Linked DNA regions of Homo sapiens: all the other regions are linked to region 2. A link is a contact called in ENCODE Hi-C or POLR2A ChIA-PET data. All regions are on one chromosome and are shown on one strand. Each heading gives the region's core, a stretch centred on a gene start or an enhancer-like site at or near the end of the contact. The rest is flanking DNA. Distances are from core to core; before and after follow the strand shown. Region 1 overlaps TRAF2 (TNF receptor associated factor 2). Region 2 holds the start of TPRN (taperin). Region 3 overlaps PNPLA7 (patatin like domain 7, lysophospholipase). Region 4 holds the start of PHPT1 (phosphohistidine phosphatase 1).

Region 1 (5,467 bases), core at 627-3,126, 300 kb before region 2:
GTGACCTCGGGCGAGGTATTTACCCTCTCTGTGCCTCAGGTTTCTTGTCTGTCGATGGGGGTGCAGGATCCCACCATCGTGGGGTGGCTGTGAGGGTTGGAGGTGCCTGTGTGAGCCCTGGGAATGCCATGGTTATCTGAGCAGTAGCATTTCCTGGGAATGAAGGGGAGATCGCTGTGCACCAGGACCTGCAGCTTTCAAGTTTGGTGGGGGTTTTTGTTGTGTCTCTTGTATCCACAAAGGATTGCTTATTTTGAATTGTGTTGACACTGGAAATTGCAGAAATAATGGACACACTTGTCCTGTGGTCACAGCAACATAGGCAGTGGCCCGCACTTCACTTGGCTGTGGTTTGTCCCTGTGTGCTGGGCGAGCCGTGCACGCCTTCCTGCACTGGGGATTTCAGTGTGATTCTCACGTCACCTTTTAGGCATTTGGAAACTTCACCTGTAGTGTAGAGGCCAGGAGGTGCCGAGAGAGCTCGTCGAGGCCACTACAGCTCGCCAAGTTATGCAGTCTTCCTTCTTGTAATGAATGCCCTTTAAGAGGTTTCTCTCTGGGATCCTTGTACAGGATTCCTGGAGTAACACTGTCCACAGAGCCCAAAGGTAGAGGCAGCCCAGTGTCTGCGGATGAATGGATAAACACGGGAAGTGTGATCTGTGCACACAGTGGGATATGATTCAGCCTTAAAAAGGAAGGCGATTCGGACACACACACCCCAGGGATGAACTCTGAGGACAGTGTGCTGAGTGACATGAGCCAGTTACCAAAGGACAGATCCTCTGTGATTCCACTTAGGGGCCACCCTTAGAGTCATCAGATCCATGGGTACAGGAAGTAGAATGGAGGAGACAGGGGTCATTGTTCAGTGAGTACCGAGTCATACATTGGAATGAGGCAGTACCTTGATGCCATCCAATCCAGCCCCAGGTTGGTGAGGCTGTGAGGGCTGTTTGCTCAGAATCCTGGCTTTCTGCACTTAGGGGAGCTTCCTGCCCGGGCCAGAGCTGGGATCTCCTGCTCAGCCGGACCCTGGGGTGTTACCGGCTGGGTTGGAATTGGACCTGCATTACTGTGTGTTTCTCCTCTCCTGCTCCCCGCCCTGTGAGCCTGGCCACGCCTCCCTCTTCTCCTCGCCCACTCCCCACCCTGTGAGCCTGGCCACACCTCCCACGATCTTTTGACAGACTCTGCTTTGTGGTCTTTGGGCTCCAAGTTTCGTTTTTTCAGAAGAACTGCCCCAGCTGTGTCTGGGGTGAACAAGATGTGCTTTCCTCCCTAGCACGGGGATTGCGTCCTGGACACGGAGCGGTAGCTCCAGGGCACTGCCCTAGAGTGAGACTCCTACCTCTGTGGGCAGAGATGCCAGACCGCCCTCAGCCACGACGTGCGATGCAAAGCTTTCTAGGCTCCTGTGTGGCTCTGCCGCACAAACGGCTGTGGCGCATGGCATTGTACCCCCCACTCCCTGCTCCTTGAAAGAGATGCAGCTTGGTCATTGCCCAGTGCTGTCTGCAAGGGAGATGGCTCCCTGGGGAGGTGGCCCAGGGTCAGGGTCTCCCTGGGAGGGTTGGGGTACCAGCTGGCTGCAGGGAGTAGGGGTGCTATGCGCCATGCCACCCTTTGAGAGGACTGAGGAGTGTCTGGGGGACAGGTGGGATAATAGTTTCCAGCTCTGCACTGGACCCTGAGTCCTCTGGGGTCTCTGCCACCTCCAGGCTCATGGGATGCCACATTGACAATTATGAGGGCCTCCGGCTGAGGGCCAAGGACTATAGCCAGCCCCTGGCCTGGGGCGCCACGCGGTCCTGCAGGCACGCAGGGTGGAAAGTCCCTGGCTGCACCTTTGAGAGCTCTGGAAAGTCCCTGAGAGGAGCCGGGTTTGGTCATGTGGGAGGGGCGGGCACTGCTCTGGAATAACTTGGCTGTGGCCTTTGATTTTGTTGATAAAACCTCTCACTGGCTGTAAATGTCACACATGGGGACGGAAATCAACCCGTCTATACAGTTGGGAGCCGCTCTGCCCCTCGGAGCCGCCTCTCTTTGCTCTCCGGGTGCTCGGAGTGTGCTGCTAGTTGGGGCCTTATTGTAAACACAGTACGGAGGCTAAGGCTGCCTTTCCTCCTTGATGGTCGGAACTTTATTGGAAAAGGGGAAAATCCTGCTTAGCTTTTGAATGTTTGTCCTTTGCAATGATGCCTTTCTAGGAACTGAATGATTTTATTTATTTATTTTTATTTTTTTGAGACGGTCTTGCTCTGTTGTCCAGGCTAGAGTGCAGTGGCGTGACCTCGGCTCACTGCAGCCTCCACCTCCCAGGTTCAAGTGATTCTTCTGCCTCAGCCTACAGGCGCCTGCCACCACATCCGGCTAATTTTTTATATTTCTAGTAGAGATGGGGTTTTACCACGTTGGCCAGGCTGGTCTTGAACTCCTTACCTCAAGTGATCCATCCACCTTGGCCTCCCAAAGTGCTGAGATTCCTGGCATAAGCCACTGCACCTGGCCAAATCGAATAATTTTAAAACTTTAGGTAAATGTTGATGGAGTGCTTGCTGAGTGCCAATAGCAGAACTGAATTCCCCAGTGGGCCCCTGAGCTACTCGTTCTGGCAGCTGGATGCGGGGGTGCGGGGAGACTTTCCAGAGAGGACATAGGCTGGCTGCACGAGCAGCGGAAAGGCCAGGAAAAGCCAAGTATGCTCGGCCTCATGGACATTCTAGTGACATTCAGAGGGATGACGACTGTATTTGCGTCAAATGTGTAGTTTGAATTCTGGCTGAATAAATATTGATTTTTTTTTTTTTAAACTGTGTCTGCTGTGGGTGGGGAGAAGACTGAGACAGATGGTGCTGGTGTAGATGTATCTGCTGCAGGACAACCCTGGTCCCACTGGAGATTTCAAGTACCGAGTGCCAAGAGAAAGGTTTTTTTTGTTTGTTTGTTTGTTGTTTTTTGCGATGGAGTCTCACTCTGTCACCCAGACTGGAGTGCAGTGGTGCGATCTCGGCTCACTGCAAGCTCCGCCTCCCGGGTTCACACCATTCTTCCTGCCTCAGCCTCCTGAGTAGCTGGGACTACAGGCGCCCCCACCACTCCCGGCTAATTTTTTTGTATTTTTAGTAGAGATGGGGTTTCACCATGTTAGCCAGGATGGTCTCGATCTCCTGACCTCGTGATCCGCCTGCCTCGGCCTCCCAAAGTGCTGGGATTACAGGCGTGAGCCACCGCGCCCAGCCAAGAAAGATTTTATTTTTGACATTTCGAGCATGCAGCGCATCTGAGCAGTGAGGCTGAGAGTAGAGGTGTGCCGCTGCCCCACAGGCCTACATGCTGCCCCGCAGCACCTGCCAGCCTTCGCCAGCCTACTTTCAGCCCTTCAACCCCCCACACACATTTTTTTCTTTTCTGGCTTATTTTAAAGCAAATGAAGATGTCATATCATTTCACCTATGAGCATTTTATTACTATTATTTTTAGAAATAGAGTCTCGCTCTGTTGCCTAGGCTAGCGTGTAGTGGTGGGATCATAGCTCACTGCAGCCTCAAACTCCTGGGCTCAAGTGATCCTCCCACCTTGGTCTCCTAAAGTGCTGGGATTACAGGTGGGAACCCACTGTGCCCGGCCATTTTACTATGTTTTAAAGAACAGTCTTTTTTATTTTTATTTTTTTATTTATTTGAGATGGAGTCTCACTCTGTCGCCCAGGCTGGAGTGCAGTGGCACGATCCCGGCTCACTGCAAGCTCCACCTCCCACGTTCACGCCATTCTTCTGCCTCAGCCTCCCGAGTAGCTAGGACTACAGGCGCTCACCACCACTCTCGGCTAATTTTTTTTGTATTTTTAGTAGAGACGGGGTTTCACTGTGTTAGCCAGGATGGTCTCAATCTCCTGAGCTCGTGATCCACCCGCCTCGGCCTCCCAAAGTGCTGGGATTACAAGGCGTTAGCCACCGCGCCTGGCCTAAAGAACAGTCTTTTAATTAAATCTAAGAACATTGACTATTTGTGCTTTCGTTTTTAGGTTTCATAAGCCAGAATAGTTGCTGAGGCTCCTCTTTGATTCAGCTTGATGGTGGCTTGTTACACACTAGTGTGGCCGAGGGCTGGGTCCTGTCCCGTCAGTGGGTAGCAGAGTGCAAGGCGCTGTTGGGTTCAGGGAGTTGGTTCCTTTAGCAGGCTTAGCTTGGGCCAGTGCCGCTGGAGGTCTTGGAGGGCTGGGCCCATGTTCCCTGGGGCGCCTCTAAGGAGTAGTTGCTGTGCCTGTGTGAAGGTTTGGGAGGAACACTCCCTGGGGAGGTTGAATGGAAGCCAGCCCAAGTGCCTGTGCTGTCCAGAGCAGGGTCTCCCCTCTTGGGGGAAGTAGCATTAACCTTTCCTGAGTCACTTGGGGCTCCTGAGCTGTAGCCAGCTCTCTATGGAGCTGCTGACCCCCACTCCCCACCCCATGAAGGGCCCCGCAGCCAGGTCCTCTGCTGCCCTGGCCTCTCAGGAACCTTCCTCTCAGCACATTGTCCTCCTCTCTCCGGGTTGTGCCCATCGGTACAGAATATGCTCTAGTCTCTCCTGTCTCAAAACTTAGTGTTGTGCTCAGTGAGCTAAGCTAGGCACAAGAAGATAAAGACTGCGTGAATTCACTGACAGAGTCCCCGGAGTGGTCAAATTGAGAGCCAATAGATGGTGCTGGGGGCTGGAGCAGGGGAATGGGGAGTTAGGGTTTAACAGGGACAGGGTTTCAGGTTTCTACAATGGGAAAGCGTGATGGAGGTAGATGGTGGTGATGGTTACATAACATCAGTGAAATGTACTTAATACCACAGAACTGTGCACTTGAAAATGGTTAAGATGATACATTTTATGTTTATCATGATTGAAGAAACAGCAGATTTTCAACTTCCTGTTCCTTTGACTTCCATTCCCTTTCTCTGTTCCCAGTCATAGCAGACTTCTCCCAAAAGACGTGTTTAACTCTGGCCAGGCACAGGGGCTCATGCCTGTAATCCCAGTACTTTGGGAGGCTTAGGTGGGCAGATTGCTTGAGCTCAGGAGTTCAAGACCAGCCTGGGTAAGATGGCTCTACCGCCGGGCGCGGTGGCTCACACCTGTAATCCCAGCACTTTGGGAGGCCAAGGCAGGTGAATCACGAGGTCAGGAGATTGAGACCATCCTGGCTAACACGGTGAAACCCTGTCTGTACTAAAAATACAAAAAAATTAGCCGGGTGTGGTGGCGGGCGCCCGTAGTCCCAGCTACTCAGGAGGCTGAGGCAGAAGAATGGCGTGAACCCAGGAGGTGGAGGTTGCTGGTTGCAGTGAGCCGAGATCGCGCCACTGCACGACAGAGCAAGATTCCATCTCAAAACAAAAACAAAAAACCAAGATGGCTCTGCCAAAAATACAAAGAAATTTAGCTGGGTGTGGTGGTGCGTGCCTGTATTCCTATAGTCCCAGCTATGTGGGTGCTG
Region 2 (6,270 bases), core at 1-2,500:
AGCGAGGGCGGTGGCTGTCCTGGGACAGGCCCCCTCCTCGACTGCCCACTGTGCCTCGACCTCCAGGGGGCTCTTCCCGAGGGCAGGCGCACCATCCCCTCCAGGCACCGGCTGGGATCCGAGCTCCTGGCTCGGGGAGGCCGGGCCCAGGTCTCCCTTTGGCAGCTCCACGGACTGCCTCCCCTCAGGAGGAGGAGCCCCGGAGGCCTTGCTCTTGGGGATGACCATGAAAGAATTTCGAGAGTTTGCGCGGAGGCTGGCCAGCGCCCGGGCCTGGAGGTCCCCCAAGGGGATGGTCTCCATAACTGGCTTGGGGGCCGGCCGTATCTCGAAGGAGTCGTTGGTGCTGGTGGCTGCGGAGACGCACTGGCGCTGGCTAGGAGTGGCACTGGCAGGGGGTGAGGCTGGAGTGGCACTCGGGGTCCCGGGGCTGGGGGGCGGGTGGAGGGAGGGATCCCCCGACTCCACCTTTGGCTTCCACTGTCCCGACCCAGGCGGGGAGCCCGCGAGGCGGTTGGCAGGGCCGGCCCGGGGCTCAGGGGCCGAGTGCCCGTTGGAGAGCAGGCGGGCGCCCGCGCCGCGGTGCAGACCCCGGGGGTGGACGGTGAAGGAGTTGCTGCCGGTCTTCTGGAGGAAGTCGCTGCGCCGGGCCCCGGGGCTCGCCCCGCCACCGCGGGGCCCGGGCGCGGCGGGCGGGCTGGGGGCCGCGGGCGGGGGCCGGGGCGGCGCGGGCGGCGGCGGCGGCGGCGGGGGGCGGGCGCGCTCGGGGCTCCCGCGGCGGCGCGGCGCGGCGGGCGGGTCGAACCTCTCCAGTAGGCGGCTGACGCGGCCGGGCGGCGCCCCGTACACCAGCACCTCGGCGGCGCGGATCTGCGCGGCCCCCGGGGCGGGCGGCGCGGGCGGGAAGCCGGGCACCGTCTCGATGATGAGGACGCTGTCGGCGCGGAGGGCGCGCACGCCAGGCACGCGGCGGTACCGCTCCAGCAGCCGCGCCCCCGCCGCGCCCCCGCCGCGCCGCCGCTCGGCCTCCAGCAGCATGAACGGGTTCTCGCGCAGCGGGCCCAGGCTCTCGGCCAGCACCCGCTGCTCGGGCTCCGCCGCCCCGGGCCCCGCGCCCCCGCCCAGCGCGGCTAGCTTGGCCCGCTTCCGCTCCAGGATCTCACGCTTCCAAGCGGGCACCGCAGCGCGCGGCCCCGAGCCCGGCCGCCCCAGGGCGGCCATGCTGCGAACGCGGCAGCGGACGGCTGGACTGAGGGCCGGAGTGGCAGCCGCCGCCGCGGCCAGCCTGGGCGCCGCGGCCACGCCCCCTCCCGGGCCACCGACCATTGGGGAAAGCCCGCTCTCCCCGCCCCGTGCGGGAGGCCCACCTATGGCAGGGGAGGAGGGCGGGCCCCTCAAGTGACCCTACCGATTGGACAACACTCGCCTCAACCCCGCCTCCCAAGGGACTTCATTGGACAACGCCTATCACCGGAGCTGGCCTCCATTGGGGACGGCCCCCCGGACACACCCCGGTGCCTCGCGCCGCTCACTGGCAGACCCCACTTCCGCCTCTGCGCTCTCAGCTCCCGGCGTCCCTGGGGGTAGCCGGGTGCGCGGCCCCTGGACCCTGCGCCCCGAGTGACCTTGGCTGAGCTTGGGACTTCCTCATGCTGCCAGCACCGAGGCCGCCTGTTCCGTCCGCTGAGAGCGCGGTGCAGGAAGGGCGCTGCTCCAGGACCGAAGGCACCCGTGTCCGTGGACGGTGCACAGGCCACACTCTGGCCCGGACCCTGCTTTCACCAGGGGTCCTCCGACCTCCGGCAGGTGCCTGCGGGGCTTGGAAATGCCAATTCTGGAGCCCCGAGCAGCCCCAACGAACCAGTTTCTCAGAAATCCCTAGTTTTTATAGGCTGCCCAGGTGGGAGCCTCTTAACCCAACCTTGCCATCCGTGGTCCCCAAAAAGCATCTGCAGGAGCAGGCACAAAGGAAGCAGCCTCTCCCGCCACACGCAAGCAGGTTCACCAGGGCAGGGCCCTGCATGCTTGGAGAGCTCTCCAATGCATTCAGAGCCAAAAAAAAAAAAAAAAAGCCAGGGTAACGGTGGGCCCCATAGGGCCGACCCCTGTGTCTGATTATTCCACCCTGCTGCCACGTTAAGGTTACTCCTCTCCCATCGGTTGAACGTCCCCTCATCAAGGCTCCGGATACCATGACCCTGAGGGCACAGCCTCCCGGCTGACAAGTCCCTTCTGCCCCAGGGAGGGCTTCAGAGTGCTTCCACAGCCTTTCAAGCCTGCAGACAATAGGGAGATCGCTTGGAGTCACGGGGAGAAGGGGAATTGGAGTGCACGGACATCACCTTCTTTCCATCACCTGCCCTGCAGTCAGCAGCCTGCTCAGTAGACACTGCTGTTTCCCACACCAAGGTCGCCTGGGTCTCTGCAATGATGCAGAACAGATTTTTTTTTTTTAACTTGGGGATGCCCTTCTCAGCTTCTGTGCCCCATGACAGTCTGCAGCAGCCGCTAGCTTAATGCTTGCCTTATTCTCCTGCCACTCCATTAAGCTGGAGAAAATAAACTTTTTCTTTTTCTTTTTTTTTTGAGATAGAGTCTTGCTCTTGTCACCCAGGCTGGAGTGCAGTGGCACGATCTCGGCTCACTACAACCTCCGCCTCCAGGATTCAAGCGATTCTCCTGCCTTCGCCTCCCAAGTAGCTGGGGTTACAGGTGCCCACCACAACGCCCGGCTAATTTTTGTATTTTTAGTAGAGACGGGATTTCGCCATGTTGGCCAGGCTGGTCTCGAACTCCTGGCCTCATGATCTGCCTGCCTTGGCCTCCCAAACTGCTGGGATTACAGGCGTGAGCCACTGGGCCTGGCCAGAATAAACTTTCATTTCAGCTTTCCAGAAGCCAAGTGTCTCCTCCCTTAGGGCCCTCCTCAAATCACCTTTCTAAAGGAAGCATCTGATGTTCATCACTTCTACCCTAGTAGGGTTGCCCAATTCTGAACTACCAAAATAAAACAGGGGAACACACAAAACACAAAATCTAGAAATAAATAACATTACGAGGAAACTCACTCCCACTGTTCAGCTTGAATCTGGCTTTGACAAAAGTTATGCCAATCCCAGGCTGGACACAGTGTCGTAGCAACAAACCAGATAAGCTGCCTCCAACGCAAGCCCCTCCATGGTTTACACAACTAAGCATACACGCCAGGCAGAGGCTGACACCGCACTCCGCTGGCCAGGCTGATGCATGAGAGCAGAGGTCAGCACACCTGTTCTGTAACGAGCCAGATAGGAAATTTTTTTTTTTTTTTTTTTTTGAGACAGAGTCTCGCTCTGTCGCCCACGCTGGAGTGCAGTGGTGCTATCTCGGCTGACTGCAATCTCTGCCTCCCAGGTTCAAGCAATTCTCCTGCCTCAGCCTCCTGAGTAGCTGGGATTACAGGCATGCGCCACCATGCCCAGCTAATTTTAGTATTTTTAGTAGAGACGGGGTTTCACCACGTTGGTCAGGCTGGTCTCAAACTCCTGACCTCGTGATCTGCCCGCCTCCGCCTCCCAAAGTGCTGGGATTACAAGCGTGAGCCACCGCATCTGGCCCCAGACAGGAAATATTTTAGCCCACTGGTTTTTGCCAGGGACAATTTTGTTCCCCAGGGCCCTTAGCAATGTCTGGATAAACATCTGCTTGTCACAAGTGAAGGCTGCTACTGGCATCTACCCAGGAGAGGCAGGAGCACTGCGAAACAGACTGCATCCTCACTAGAGAATCTTCTGGCCCCAAAGGCCAAGAGTGCCAATTAAGAGACCTTGGACTCTGAGGGTCATATCCACTCTCTGTCACAAGTTCTGCTTTTGTTTTTTTTTTTGTTTGTTTGTTTTTTTCTGAGACAGAGTCTCGCTCTGTTGGCCAGGCTGGAGTGCAGTGGCGTTGTCTCGGCTCACTGCAAGCTCCGCCTCCCGGGTTCACGCCATTCTCCTGCCTCAGCCTCCCAAGTAGCTGGGACTATAGGCACCCGCCACCACGCCCGGCTAATTTTTGTATTTTTAGTAGAGACAGGGTTTCACCGTGTTAGCCAGGATAGTTTCGATCTCCTGATCTTGTGATCCACCCACCTCGGCCTCCCAAAGTGCTGGGATTACAGGCGTGAGCCACCACGCCTGGCCTGCTTTTGCTTTTAATCATTTAGGGGTGTAAAAACCATCCTCAGCTCAAGGGTCATACAAAAACAGGCCTTAGGACATTGTTTGCTGATCCCTGCTCTACAGAGTGCCAACAAGGCCCACAAAGACCACACTCTGGCAAGAAGTCATGGGCTCTGGGGTCACAAACTATTCAATGGGTCTTTAACATGAGCCCAGATTGTTGTCTTCATACAGGGTGGGGGGGGGGGTGCCTGAGTTACCCACCTCCTAGAGCAGGAAGGAGGGATTCTCCAGAACAAGTGATTCCCACCACCACCATCCACTAAGCTCTAGCCACAGGTTTCAATCCATTTAAAACCGCAGCTCTGTAACCAGCTACACCACGTAGCAGAGAGTATCTCAATATTCATCCTATTTAACCCTTGAGGGTTACAGGCAACCACTATTCATTTCAGGAAAACATTCTCTTACTTTATTTGCATCTCAGCAAAGGTTCTCATGTGGCACCTGACTGGCATCAAACCAAAGTTCGTAGGCCAACAAAGATGGGCCACTCACAAGCTTCCCATTTGTAGATCTCAGTGCCTATGAGTATCTGACACCTGTTCCTCTCTTCAGTCTCTTAGGGAGGCTTAAATCTGTCTCAGGTGTGCTAAGAGTGCCAGCCCAAGGTGGTCAAAAGTCCACAAAACTGCAGTCTTTGCTGGGATAGTAAGCCAAGCAGTGCCTGGACAGCAGAGTTCTTTTCTTGGGCAACAGATAACCAGACAGGACTCTAATCGTGCTCTTATTCAACATTCTTCTGTCTCTGCCTAGACTGGAATAAAAAGCCAATCTCTCTCGTGGCACAGGGAAGGAGATACAAGCTCGTTTACATGTGATAGATCTAACAAAGGCATCTACCGAAGTCTGGTCTGGATAGACGGCACAGGGAGCTCTTAGGTCAGCGCTGCTGGTTGGAGGACATTCCTGAGTCCAGCTTTGCAGCCTTTGTGCAACAGTACTTTCCCAGGATCCACAGGAAATACTCAGAGTCCACCTGGACATTTTACTTATATTCAGTTTCCAAGTGTCAGAGGGGTTCAGGACTGTCTGGCCTGGGGGGCCTCCTCATGACCTCAATTCAGGATTATCTACTCAAAGCATTAAACAAAAGGAAATACATTTTCAGGATGAAGGCTGCTCTTTTAAGCCCTGCTGAAGAAACCATTTCAAACAGGATTGGAATAGGGAAACCCGGCACTCAGCTCGGCGCAAGCCGGCGGTGCCTTCAGACTAGAGAGCCTCTCCTCCGGTGCGCTGCAAGTAGGGCCTCGGCTCGAGGTCAACATTCTAGTTGTCCAGCGCTCCCTCTCCGGCACCTCGGTGAGGCTAGTTGACCCGACAGGCGCGGATCATGAGCAGCTGCAGGAGAATGAAGAGCGGGGACGTAATGAGGCCGAACCAGAGCTCCCGAGTCTGCTCCGCCAGCTTCTGGCACAACAGCATCTCGAAGACGAACTTGAGACTCAGGACCGTAAGTACCCAGAAAAGGCGGAGCACCGCCAGCCGCTTCTCTCCATCCTGGAAGAGGCGCACGGACACGATGGTGGTGAAGTAGGTGCTGAGCCCGTCAGCGGCGAAGAAAGGCACGAACACGTTCCACCAGGAGAGGCCCGGGACCAGGCCATCCACACGCAGTGCCAGCAGCACAGAGAACACCAACAGGGCCAGCAGGTGCACGAAGATCTCGAAGGTGGCGAAGCCTAGCCACTGCACCAGCTCCCGGAGCGAGAAGAGCATCGCGCCCGTTGAGCGCGGGCCGGGGCCCGGCCGAGCGTGCCACCCGCGGGGCTGCGTCTCCTCTCCCCGTGGCCCTCGCCCGCGCCTGCCGCCGCTGCTGCGAGCGAGAGGCAGCGAGCGGCCCCGCCAGCCCCAGCCCTCGGCCCTGATGCGCCGGCAATCCCCCGGCCCCGACCCGGGACTCAACCCTGGCCGCCCGTGAACGCCCGCCTCGATCGGACGCCATGCCCCCACAGGGCGCGTCCCTAGTGCGTCACTTCCGGTCGACGGCGGAAGGCGGAAGGCGGAGCGGTCCCTGCAACCCGGCCGGCGGGAACTGCCTTCTAGTTTTTAGTCTCAGACCAGA
Region 3 (5,799 bases), core at 2,575-5,074, 330 kb after region 2:
CAGGGAGAAAAGCACGTGCGTGTGTTTGGGGGCGGGTGGGGAAAAAGAATAACAACTTAGCAGCTGTTGCTAAAAATGGCTTTTGTGTGTTTTATTTCAAATCCACTTGTTTACTTCAAAAAACCATGCCTTCATAACCTCACCCCAGATCAGGAAGCTGTGAAAACCACAGGGAGAGGCTGGATGCTGGGAAGCCCAGGTGGACACGCAGCTCCTCTGGCAGGCAGGGGTCCCCGAGGGCTCCCCACACTTGCACATCTTCAGATCTCGGCAGTGCTGTATGTAGCAGCCAGCAATCACACCCAACCCAGCTGTCACTCAGCCACGGAGAAATCAACGGTGGTGTCAACGACTGAACTAGAACGACACCCACTCACGCCAATGAATCTCACGTTCATAATGTTGCTCAAATTAGGAAAGGTGAGGAATCCTGGTGTGATGCCATTTATGAGATTTAGAGTCAAGCAAAATTATACTACATATTGTATAAGTACCAAAGAAAATTCAGAAAAGTAGCTATCTCTGAAGAAAAGAGAAGGTGAAATGAGAGCACACGTGGGTAATGTGAACAGAGCCGGCAGTGTGCATCTAACCTGTGTTCTAGCTAACCAGGGTTAAAACTATATAACCTGGGTTCGAGTTAAGATGCCTGTTTGCTGTGTCATGCCTACTTGTTTTAGAGACAGGGTCCTGCTATGTTGTCTGGGCTGGCCTAGAACTACGAGGCTCAGCAATCTCCTTTCCTCTCCCGAACAGCCAGGACTATAGGTGCCAACCGCCATTCCCAGCAACATCACGCTTTTTTGCGTATCTGCGGTATTTTGTAACAACTTTATAAAAATTAAAATAATAAAGACTATCTCCCATTAAAAATGGTGGGTTGGGCCAGGCACGGTGGTTCACACCTATAATCCCAGCACTTTGGGAGGCCCAGGAGGGCAGATCGCTTGAGGTCAGGAGTTGAAGACCAGCCTGGCCAACATGGTGAAACCTTGTTTCTACTAAAAATACAAATATTACACGGGCATGCTGGTGTATACCTGTAGTCCCAGCTACTCGGGAGGCTGAAGCACAAGACTCACTTGAACCCAGGAAATGGAGGTTGCAGTGAGCCAAGATCACGCCACTGCACTCCAGCCTGGGTGACAGAGTGAGACTGTCTCCAAAAAAGAAAGGTAAGTTGAAGGTAAATGCTTATCTTTGTCCCCTTGTGGAATATACATGCTTATCTCTGCTCTCTTAAAAAGATACAAACCTCCAAGGATAAAGACAAAAGCTAAGAGTAGATAAAAAATGTCACTGAAATTTTAGCGGCTGATGAAAGCAAGTGACAGGGTCATGGCTGGTGGAGCCCTCTAAGGAAAGCTGACACTTGGTTTTAGAGGTGCAGAACCTGGACAGAGAGGACTGGTCCTCACTGCAGAGCCAGAACGAGGCTAACATGCAGGTGAGACGGGAAGAGGGGCAGGCTAACCCCAAGTCACTTTCCTGACCCCAACAGGCTGGAAATGGCTTTTCCCCGTGGCCAGAGGACTACCAGGAACTCTCTGGAGAAGGTGAAGCAAGCAGGTAAGAGCCCAAGGACATCAGGTGTGGCTACGAATCCAAGAACAGTGTCCACTCCAGACGGGAGCACTCCCAGACTCCTCAGTGAGTGTCCACTCCAGACGGGAACACTCCCAGAATCCTCAACAACAGTGTCCACTCCAGACGGGAGCACCCCCAGACTCCTCCCCAAGTGTCCACTCCAGATGGGAGCACTCTCAGACTCCTCAGTGAGTGTCCACTCCAGATGGGAGCACTCTCAGACTCCTCAGTGAGTGTCCACTCCAGACGGGAGCACCCCTAGACTCCTCCCCAACAGTGTCCACTCCAGGCGGGAGGACTCCCAGAATTCTCCACAACAGTGTACACTCTAGACGGGGGCACTCCCAGAGTCCTCCCCAACAGTGTCCACTCCAGGCGGGAGGACTCCCAGACTCCTCCCCAACAGTGTCCACTCCAGGCGGGAGGACTCCCAGAATCCTCAACAACAGTGTCCACTCCAGACAGGAGCACCCCCAGACTCCTCCCCAAGTGTCCACTCCAGATGGGAGCACTCCCAGACTCCTCAGTGAATGTCCACTCCAGACGGGAGCACCCCCAGACTCCTCCCCAACAGTGTCCACTCCAGGCGGGAGGACTCCCAGAATTCTCCACAACAGTGTACACTCCAGGCGGGAGGACTCCCAGAATCCTCCACAAGTGTCCACTCCAGACGGGAGCACCCCCAGAATCCTCCCCAACAATGTCCACTCCAGGCGGGAGGACTCCCAGAATCCTCCACAACAGTGTCCACTCCAGACAGGAGCATCCCCAGACTCCTCCCCAAGTGTCCACTCCAGATGGGAGCACTCCCAGACTCCTGAGTGTCCACTCCAGATGGGAGCACTCCCAGACTCCTCCCCAACAGTGTCCACTCCAGGCAGGAGGGCTCCCAGAATCCTCCACAACAGTGTACACTCTAGACGGGGGCACTCCCAGACTCCTCCCCAACAGTGTCCACTCCAGACAGGAGCACCCCCAGACTCCTCCCCAACAGCGTCCACTCCAGACAGGAGCACTCCCAGACTCCTCAGTGAGTGTCCCCTCCAGACAGGAGCACTCCCAGAATCCTCCCCAACAGTGTCCACTCCAGGCGGGAGGACTCCCAGAATCCTCCACAACAGTGTATACTCCAGGTGGGAGGACTCCCAGAATCCTCCACAACAGTGTCTACTCCAGATGGGAGCACCCCCAGACTCCTCCCCAACAGTGTCCACTCCAGGCGGGAGGACTCCCAGAATCCTCCACAACAGTGTCCACTCCAGGCGGGAGGACTCCCAGAATCCTCCACAACAGTGTCCACTCCAGACGGGAGCACCCCCAGACTCCTCCCCAACTGTCCACTCCAGATGGGAGCACCCCCAGACTACTCCCCAACACTGTCCACTCCAGGCGGGAGCACTCCCAGGCTCCTCAGTGAGTGTCCACTCCAGACGGGGGCACTCCCAGGCTCCTCCCCAACAGTGTCTACTCCAGGCGGGAGCACTCCCAGGCTCCTCAGTGAGTGTCCACTCCAGATGGGTGCACTTCCAGGCTCCTCCCCAACAGTGTCCACTCCAGATGGGAGCACTCCCAGACTCAGACAGGAGCACTCCCAGACTCCTCCCCAACAGTGTCCACTCCAGATGGGAGCACTCCCAGACTCCTCCCCCTCCTCCAACCCAGTGCCACCACAGCAGAACATACGCAGATTCCTTTCTGAGAAGCTGCCCTAAAAAAAAGACCTACAGACCCTGACCTGTAGACTCCCAAACCATGAAGGAAAGAGCCAGCGTCCTGCTCAGTCCTCCTGCAGGGAGTGTCCCCTGTTAACGAGCCCTGACCCCATGCACACGCAGCCTATATGCAGCTTTCAGGTGGATCACGCTGTTTTCGTTTTGTAGTTAACCCATGTAACTCCCACCGAAATCAATATGTAGAACATTTCCAGTAATCTAGATTACCTTACGCCTCCCCGGGTCGATACCCAACCTAAACCCCTAACAGGCAACCACTAATGAGACCTTAACCCCAGCAGGGCCAAACACCAGGACCAAGTCCCTCGAACCGCGCGTTCTAACAGGCAACCACTAATGAGACCTTAACCCCAGCAGGGCCAAACACCAACACCAAGTCCCTCCAACCGCACGTTTTTTGTAAAGGAAGTTTTTTTTGGAACACTAGATGGCCACATTGAGTAGCTGCAAGAGAGACCACGTGGCCCATAAAGCTGAAATATTTACACTCTGGCCTTTTACAGAGAAAGCTGGCTGGCCAGCCTCTGTCCTCAAGTGTCAGTACAGCTGGTAGCTGAGCCTCAGGTGAGTGAAATTACACAGTGTGTGCTTTTTGTTGCTGGCCTCTTGGGCTCCACATTATTTCTGTGAGATGCAGCTATGCTGGTTTGCACACTTGTGTTCAATAAGAACTTCATTCACACATAAAGTGACTGCTGGAGGCAGAAAAGCCCCTGATCAGAAAGACAGAAGCCAAAATAAACAGAGAAGAAAAACTCAGGTCAGAAACAACTCAGGGAGCAAAAGAAAACCCATCTTACTTTATCCATGAAGTAAGAACAAGATAATTTTTAAAAATTAAAACATAAGAACAAAGATACTTTTTTAAAAAGAACATTCAGGGCCAGGCGCAGTGGCTCACACCTGTAATCCCAGCACTTTGGGAGGCCGAGGCAGGCGGATCACAAGGTCAGGAGTTTGAGACCAGCCTGACCAACATGGTGAAACCCCGTCCCTACTAAAAATACAAAAATTAGCTGGGCATGGTGGTGGGCACCTGTAATCCCAGCTACTCGGGAGGCTGAGGCAGGAGAATCGTTTGAACACGGGAGGCAGGAGTTGCAGTGAGCTGAGATCACGCCATTGCACTCCAGCCTGGGTGACAGGGCAAGACCCCGTCTCAAAAAAAAAAAAAAATTAACAGAAAAAACCTCTTGAAATGAAAAATATGACAGAAATTAAAAATTCAATGGAAGATTTGGAAAATAAAGTTGAAAAAATCTAGAAAGTATAACAAAAAGGCTGGGCATGGTGGCTCATGCCTGTAATCCCACCACTTTGGGAGGCCGAGGCGGGCAGATCACGAGGTCAGGAGATCGAGACCATCCTGGCTAACATGGTGAAACCCCGTCTCTACTAAAAAATACAAAAAATTAGCCGGGCGTGGCAGTGGGCGCCTGTAGTCCCAGCTACTCAGGAGGCTGAGGCAGGAGAATGGCGTGAACCCAGGAGGCGGAGCTTGCAGTGAGCTGAGATCGCGCCACTGCACTCCAGCCTGGGCGACAGACCAAGACTCCATCACAAAAAAAAAAAAAAGAAAAGAAAAAGTACAACAAAAAGACAAAGGTGGTGTAGAATAAAGACAATTCTAGATTTCTAAGGTTTCCAAACATACACCTCCCTGGCATCCTGTCTCAGGAAGTGAATGGAGGATTTGCTCCACCAAAACACGCCGGCCGAGAAAGCAGCAGCAAGAGCCCTGTGTAGGGGAAGGAAGGGTGGGTGGTCCTGGGATGGCGTCTGGACAGCAGGCCTGGGGAGGGTCCGACTGGGCAAGAGGATGGGGGCTCCTAGCAGGGGCGCTTCCCAGAGCAAAAAAGCATTCACGGAGCCGCTGGTTCAGGCGTGAATCTGTAATGGGTGCATATAAAAATCACCAAGAGGCCAAAAATAAGCCGCTGGTTCAGGTCGTGAATCTGTAACAGGTGCACAGAAAAATCACCAAGTAGCCAAAAATAACACAACTGTTAATTCCAAGAAAAAGAGAAAGTTGCAAGAAAGGAAATTTAACTATAGTACACTACATAGCTCAGCTGTGAATAGTATCCATGAAGTCGAAAGAACCGCCCATGAGCGGTGCAGATGGGAACGTAGCATGAGGCATGGGGGCAATCTACGGAGCCACACTTCATCTCCCATGACAGGAAGCATGGGGGCCATCCACCGAGCCACACTTCATCTCCCACGACAGGAAGCATGGGGGCCATCCTCCGAGCCACACTTCATCTCCCACGACAGGAAGCATGGGGGCCATCCTCTGAGCCATACTTCATCTCCCACGACAGGAAGCATGGGGGCCATCCTCCGAGCCACACTTCATCTCCCACGACAGGAAGCATGGGGGCCATCCACCGAGCCACACTTCATCTCCCACAACAGGAAGCATGGGGGCCATCCACCGAGCCACACTTTATCTCCCACAACAGGAAGTCAGTGTGTC
Region 4 (6,208 bases), core at 2,689-5,188, 350 kb before region 2:
GGCCTGCCCTACGGGCCCCGCTATGTCCCCGAGGAGCCCCGGGCCCACTCCACCGCCCGCCCCTTTTACACGGAGGACTTCGGAAGGTACCGCGAGCGTGACGTCCTGGCTCGGACGTACCCGCACCCGCGCAGCAGCCCGGCCTGGGCGGACTGGGGCCCGCGACCGTACCGCACCCTGCAAGTGGTGCCGCCCTCTGACCCCGACCCGTTGCTCGCCTCCTGGCACGGCGGCACCGGCACCAGTCCGCCCCGGCTGGCCACCGACAGCCGCCACTACTCGCGCTCCTGGGACAACATTCTGGCCCCGGGGCCGCGCCGAGAAGACCCGTTGGGCCGCGGCCGCAGCTACGAGAACCTGCTGGGGCGCGAGGTGCGGGAGCCGCGAGGCGTGTCCCCCGAAGGCCGGCGCCCGCCCGTCGTCGTGAACCTGTCCACCTCTCCCAGACGCTACGCCGCACTGTCCCTGTCCGAGACGTCGCTGACGGAGAAGGGCCGCGCGGGCGAGGGCCTGGGCCGCAACTGGTACGTGACGCCCGAGATCACCATCACTGACAATGACCTGCGCGCCACCGAGCGCCCGAGCGCCAGGGCCTGGGAGTTGCCCGGGGGCCGCACGCGGCCACCTCCCCACGCGGCCCCCGACGGCCCCACCTCTGGCCGCCAGCGGAGCCTAGAGCAGCTGGACGAGCTCATCACGGACCTGGTCATCGACTCGCGACCCACCGCCGGCCAGGCCTCAGAGCCCGCGGCCGACTGCCTGGGCCCCCAACTGCGCCGACTGCTGGACTCGCGGCCCGCGGGCTCCGGGGCCCCCGCGCTGGCGCCGCCACGCTCGCCCCCCGCCTCGGCCGGCAGCGCCGAGGAGCCCGCGGCCCCGGGAGAGGCGGCCGACGCGTCCCCCGAACCCAGCGCCGACGAGGACGACCTGATGACCTGCTCCAATGCGCGCTGCCGGCGCACCGAGACCATGTTCAACGCCTGCCTCTACTTCAAGTCCTGCCACAGCTGCTACACCTACTACTGCTCGCGCCTGTGCCGCCGCGAGGACTGGGACGCCCACAAGGCGCGCTGCGTGTACGGCCGCGTGGGCAGCGTGTGCCGCCACGTACTGCAGTTTTGCCGCGACAGCGGCCCGGTGCACCGCGCTTTCTCGCGCATCGCGCGTGTCGGCTTCCTGTCGCGCGGCCGCGGCGTGCTCTTCCTGGGCTTCCCAAGTCCAGGCTCGGCCGACAACTTCCTGCGCTTTGGCCTGGAGGGGCTGCTGCTATCCCCCACCTACCTATCGCTGCGTGAGCTGGCCACACACGCGGCGCCCCTGGGCAGCTACGCGCGCGAGCTGGCGGCCGCTGGGCGCCTCTACGAACCGGCAGAGTGCTTCCTGCTCAGCGTGTCCGTGGCCGTGGGACCCGGCACCGCGCCACCGGGGACACCGGCCCTGCCCGCGCCCGCGCCACGCAGCCACGGGCCAACAGTGCGCAAGTTCGCCAAGGTAGCGCTGGCGGCCGGCAGCCCCGCGCGGCCGCCCCCGGCGCGGAGCCGCGAGCCCGACATGGAGACGCTGATCCTGACGCCACCGCCGGGCACGGCGGGCCTGGATCAGGACGGCGAGGCGGGCCGGCGCGCGCGCGAGGTGGCCTTCATCCACATCCAGCGCGAGCTGCGGCTGCGCGGCGTCTTCCTGCGCCACGAGTTCCCGCGCGTCTACGAGCAGCTTTGCGAGTTCGTCGAGGCCAACAGGCGCTTCACGCCCACCACCATCTACCCCACGGACCGGCGCACCGGCCGCCCCTTCATGTGCATGATCATGGCCGCCTCCGAGCCGCGCGCGCTCGACTGGGTGGCCAGCGCCAACCTGCTGGACGACATCATGTGAGGCGCCGGGCCCACCAGGCCTAGCCCAGGCGCTGGCCCGAACCCTGCCCTGCCCACTCAGGCCCCGCCCGGCCCACCCAGGGCCGCCCCCGAGCCCCGCCAGGGCCCCACCCCGACTTCTTCTAGGCCCCGCCTCTAATTCCCCAGCCTTCCAAGCTCCGCTCAGTTCGGCCTCCAGCTCCGCCCAGGCCCCCACCCCCCGGCCCTTCGTCCCCGTAGTGTTCCTCACAGGCCCTTCGCCTTCCCACCCCCAGCAACCCCTCTCCCTCCTCCGGGCCTCCTCCCTCTCCCAGCTCGCCCTCGAGGATCCCCAGAAGAAGTCGGTCCTCGCCCTCGGTGCTCCCCGCTGGGAGGCGGGGTGGGCCTGAGGACCGCCGAGCTCTGCCTTCACTCGGAGGGGTCACTACTGCACAGACCCCACCCGTAGAGATCCGGTCCCCGTCGGTCCGCGGGGCTCTCGCTGGAGCCTCCCCGACTCCGGTTTCCCCTCGTCCAGAAGCCCGACGTAACCAAAGCCCAGTCTGTCACTTTAAACACGCCCCGCCCCGCCTCCCGCGGCTGTGTTGCCTCCTCGCTGGAGAACACCCTGGTCGACCTCTGTGCGTCCGTGTGCGCGAGCGCGTCCCGCCGAGGCGGTGGGCAGGGCGGACGGTGCGCAGTGCGTTCCCGCTGGTCGGAGCCAGCACACTAACCACGCCACGCGCCCTGCCGTCCCTTCGCCTCCAGCCGCTGCAGTCTGGGCCCTGCAGGAGCTGGGAAAAACCGCAGGGAGGTCTTCAGGCCGATATGCAAGTCTCCCAGCCGAAGGGGCAGGGGACCTGAACAGGGGAAGCAGAGCACCTGGGCCTGGCCAGAGCTGACACCTGGCTAGGAGAGGAAGGACCAAGGGACGGGGCGTTCCCAGGTGGGAGCCTGGAGGGCAAAGCGTGGTGCGAGCAGGTGAGGGAGAGAGCTAGTTGGTAAGCGTGGAAGCCCACCCGAGGGGGCTTGACCTGTCCCGAGAGGTCCCCGCACACCCGCTCTGGCCGCACGCCGTACTGCGGGCGTGGAGGCGCAAGCCCGGCGGCCCGGCCTCCACCTGTCCCCCAAGTGCACCCTGGTCCGCGCCCAGAGCTCTCTGGAGGGTGGGGTATGCGGGAGAGGGGTGGAGGCCAAACGCAAGGGCCCTCCTGGAGTCCCCAGCCCTACTTCGGAGCCAGGGGAGGGGGCACCAAGTGAGAGAAATTGGGCACCCCCGCCTCCGCTCCTGCTTTCGCACCCGGCACGCCCATCTCGTCCCCGCGCGTCTGCACCGGCCAGGCGTCCCGCTTGCCCACCCGCCGCCGCGCCCCGCGCCCCCTACCCCAGGGCCTCTGCATTCGGCCCCACCCCTGAGGGCCGGCCGGGAACGCCCCTGGACCGGAATAATTTCCAGGGGGCAAGAGCTTTCGAACCAAGTAAAATAGAACTTGAATGTAGCGGCTGCCGTTGCCTCCTTGTACCGGTAGCGGGGTTGGGGACGGAAGCCTTCGGTCGGTGGAGAGGAGAAAGGGAGAGGCCTTCGGGCGGTGGACGGGGAAGAGAGGGAGTCCTTCGGGCGGTGGAGGGGGTGGAGAGCGAGGCCTTCGGGCGGTGGAGAGCGGGGAGGGGGGAGGCCTTCGGGCGGTGGGAGGGGGAGAGAGGGAGGCCTTTGGGCGGTGGGGGCCACGGGGAGGGTGGTCTTCGGACTACGTGCGGGACAGGAGGTCAGGGCTGGCAAGTCCCTCAGGCCTCCCTCGTTGCCCCAGCCTCGCGGGCCGCCTAACTGCCCCGTTCCAAGGGTGCCACCGGACCCCGCTGGAGAGGAACTTCTCCGTTGGCTGGATTTCATCACCACCCATTCCCGATTCCACGTTTCCTTTAAGCGGGGCTGGCGGAGCCGCAAGGCGGCAAGGAACTGGATTGCGATTGGTCAGCACGTGCCTCGGTCGGCGGTACAATTGGCTGAGGCGCTGGGCCTTGGGAAGCATTCCCCGACGGGATTGGTCGTCGCTCTCGCAGAGCCCGCCTCCCGCAGTACAAGCGGCCCCCGGGTCGGGTGGGAGGAGGGGACTCCGGGAGGAGGAACATGGCGGTGGCGGACCTCGCTCTCATTCCTGATGTGGACATCGACTCCGACGGCGTCTTCAAGTATGTGCTGATCCGAGTCCACTCGGCTCCCCGCTCCGGGGCTCCGGCTGCAGAGAGCAAGGAGATCGTGCGCGGCTACAAGTGGGCTGAGTACCATGGTGAGGGCGGGACCTGCGGGCATGCCAGGGGCACGCCTGGCGAGGCGGGGGCGGGGCTGGCGGGACGGAGACGGGGCTGACGAGGCAGGGGCGGGGCTGGCGGGGCGGGGGCGGGGCTGCGGGCCGTAGCGGACTGCGCTCTGCTCCGAGTCCTGCCCCTGCTAGGTTTGACCCAGGCTGAGGTCCTGGGCGGGAAGGGCGTGACACGGCCTGACACCCTCCCCAGCAGTCTCCCAGTTCCCGCGCCCTCCCCGGTTCCACCCTCCTTCGCTCATTCATCCCTGTCCCAGCCTCAAGGGGCTTCGTCTCTCCTGGGGAAGGGGCTGTTCAGAGCTGGGATTTCAGACCCCTTCGGCTGGGAGTTCCTCCCGCGGCCTCCAAGGGCGGCCAGGGCACGTCCTGAGGCCGCCCTCCCATCCCAGCGGACATCTACGACAAAGTGTCGGGCGACATGCAGAAGCAAGGCTGCGACTGTGAGTGTCTGGGCGGCGGGCGCATCTCCCACCAGAGTCAGGACAAGAAGATTCACGTGTACGGCTATTCCATGGTGAGCCGCAGCCCCGTCCCGCCCTGCCGGAGGCCCCAGTACCAGCTTCGAGGCCCACCTGAGCCTGCTGCCCTGACCCGTGGCCCCAGCTGAGCACGCAGGCTTCCTGGGGTTCTCCCAGGGTCGGCGGCAGAGCCCTCCCTCCAGGGCCCATTGTGTTCCTGCATTCCCCCATGGAGCACACGCCAGACCTGAGGGGTGGGACGGACACCCCCAGACATGGCCGGCTGTCTCCTCTCCCTGCCTTGGGAGGCCTTGCTGGGCTCTAGCTGTCCTCCAGCACTTTGGGCCCTGGGCCCCCAGAGGCAGTCAGTACCTGGGTGGAGCTCAGAGTCCCCACCTGTGCTCTTCACAAAAACCACCAGCAGATGAGACCCACGTGCGTCCCTCTGGGCGCCTCAGGCCCCAGGATCCACCATCAAGGTTTGCTTGCCTGTGGAGGTCGCCTCTCCCCAGGGGAGCCCCCAAGGGCGGTCGGGATGGTGGGTTTGGCATCCCCAGGCACTGCCTATCCCTTTCCCACACTCGCTTCTGGTGTGGCTGGTGGCTGGATGCCCAGAGCCGGGTATCGGGTTGAAGGGTCCAGGTAGTGCCAGCAGGCGTCTTCTCTTCTCCAGGCCTATGGTCCTGCCCAGCACGCCATTTCAACTGAGAAAATCAAAGCCAAGTACCCCGACTACGAGGTCACCTGGGCTAACGACGGCTACTGAGCACTCCCAGCCCGGGGCCTGCTGCCTCCAGCAGCCACTTCAGAGCCCCCGCCTTTGCCTGCACTCCTCTTGCAGGGCTGGCCCTGCCTGCTCCTGCGGCAGCCTCTGGTGACGTGCTGTCCACCAGGCCTTGGAGACAGGCTAGCCTGGCCACAGAATTAAACGTGTTGCCACACCTGCCGGCTTCTGAACTCTGTCCTTGGCTTCCTGCACCCTGCGTCACCACCTCCGGGGGCCCCCAGACCCTAACTAAAGCAGGTGGGTGGGGGAACACAGGAGTGGCCCCAGGGAGTGGCGGTGCACACTCAGCCCTTTGGGGTCTGATAAAGGGGCCCGCTGATGGCCTGACTGCTCTTCCCACGGCCATCGTCCTCCAGGGCATCTTGGAGGAGGTCTGGCAAGCCCTTGCGAGAGGAGTCAGGGCCTGGTCCCTCGGGCTGGCCAAGACCTGGGGCGCCCACCAGTGCTCCCTCCTATGAGCCCATCCCAGGGCTCCCCAGTGTCCTGTCTGCCCTGAGGCTCCTTCCGTGACCTGCAGGCTCCTTCCATGACCAGCCCCATGGGGCCTACCAGTATCCAGGGTCAGGTCGCACAGCTGCATCTACCCCACAGGCTCACGTTGACTCTGGAGGCCCCTCCCAGGTCCCTCTTGCACCCGGCAGGGCTGTGGGCAGGACACGGGTTCAGGCCTTGCCCTGGGAAGCCCCATACACAGTGGGACTCCATGGGGTGGTGCAGGGGCACCCTGGGGGCCAGGGCTGGTTGTACACAGGGCACCCCCACCTTTGTCAGCTCACTGGTCCTCCGGCCAGCCTCTCCAGACGGGCACTG

What was found. Hi-C counts contacts between places; a loop is a spot of excess contacts on that map. ChIA-PET counts read pairs that join two places held with the same protein, here RNA polymerase II (POLR2A). Pooled maps may share reads with other maps.
Region 1: a loop to region 2 is called in a map with no recorded cell type, with 9 times the contacts of the local background. The contact joins the enhancer-like site here to the promoter of TPRN in region 2. A Hi-C loop is called at or near these places in 2 of 37 single-sample maps with no recorded cell type and 5 of 50 pooled maps. POLR2A ChIA-PET finds 5 or more read pairs at or near these places in 1 of 52 experiments (H1).
Region 3: a loop to region 2 is called in a pooled map, with 2.9 times the contacts of the local background. The contact joins the enhancer-like site here to the promoter of TPRN in region 2. A Hi-C loop is called at or near these places in 1 of 50 pooled maps. POLR2A ChIA-PET finds 5 or more read pairs at or near these places in 5 of 52 experiments (B cell, MCF 10A, OCI-LY7 and 2 more).
Region 4: a pooled map shows a loop between it and region 2 (7-fold over the local background). The contact joins the promoter of PHPT1 here to the promoter of TPRN in region 2. A Hi-C loop is called at or near these places in 7 of 50 pooled maps. POLR2A ChIA-PET finds 5 or more read pairs at or near these places in 2 of 52 experiments (HEK293 and common myeloid progenitor, CD34-positive).

The regions. Positions count from the first base shown.
Region 1 is chr9:136,900,740-136,906,206 of GRCh38, forward strand. The region is part of intron 4 of TRAF2 (TNF receptor associated factor 2); the gene reads left to right. Among named protein-coding and RNA genes, the nearest start is that of MIR4479, 17 kb to the left of the region's middle. RefSeq lists enhancers at 1,044-1,363, 1,594-2,053. Within about 2 kb of position 1,877, at least 35 of the 41 ENCODE cell types and tissues checked have a DNase peak (open chromatin) inside an H3K27ac peak, as active enhancers do.
Region 2 is chr9:137,199,491-137,205,760 of GRCh38, forward strand. It overlaps TPRN (taperin), which reads right to left and starts at 1,251. Exons shown (of 4, transcript NM_001128228.3): 1 at 1-1,251. The coding sequence starts at 1,221. TMEM203 (transmembrane protein 203) reads right to left here and starts at 6,158. Exons shown (of 1, transcript NM_053045.2): 1 at 4,592-6,158. The coding sequence starts at 5,924. The coding sequence ends at 5,514. NDOR1 (NADPH dependent diflavin oxidoreductase 1) reads left to right here and starts at 6,210. Exons shown (of 14, transcript NM_014434.4): 1 at 6,210-6,270. RefSeq lists silencers at 853-922, 1,013-1,482, 5,914-6,173 and an enhancer at 1,711-2,239.
Region 3 is chr9:137,531,272-137,537,070 of GRCh38, forward strand. All of the region lies in intron 8 of PNPLA7 (patatin like domain 7, lysophospholipase), which reads right to left. Among named protein-coding and RNA genes, the nearest start is that of PNPLA7, 16 kb to the right of the region's middle. RefSeq lists an enhancer at 3,612-3,671. Within about 2 kb of position 3,825, at least 7 of the 41 ENCODE cell types and tissues checked have a DNase peak (open chromatin) inside an H3K27ac peak, as active enhancers do; they include B cell, where a contact is called at or near this core.
Region 4 is chr9:136,845,471-136,851,678 of GRCh38, forward strand. It overlaps PHPT1 (phosphohistidine phosphatase 1), which reads left to right and starts at 3,939. Exons shown (of 3, transcript NM_014172.6): 1 at 3,939-4,120; 2 at 4,543-4,667; 3 at 5,285-5,554. The coding sequence starts at 3,961. The coding sequence ends at 5,377. AJM1 (apical junction component 1 homolog) reads left to right here. Exons shown (of 3, transcript NM_001080482.5): 3 at 1-3,331. The coding sequence ends at 1,875. RefSeq lists silencers at 2,881-3,110, 3,331-3,390, 3,471-3,550, 3,731-3,790, 4,181-4,260 and 1 more and an enhancer at 3,911-4,190.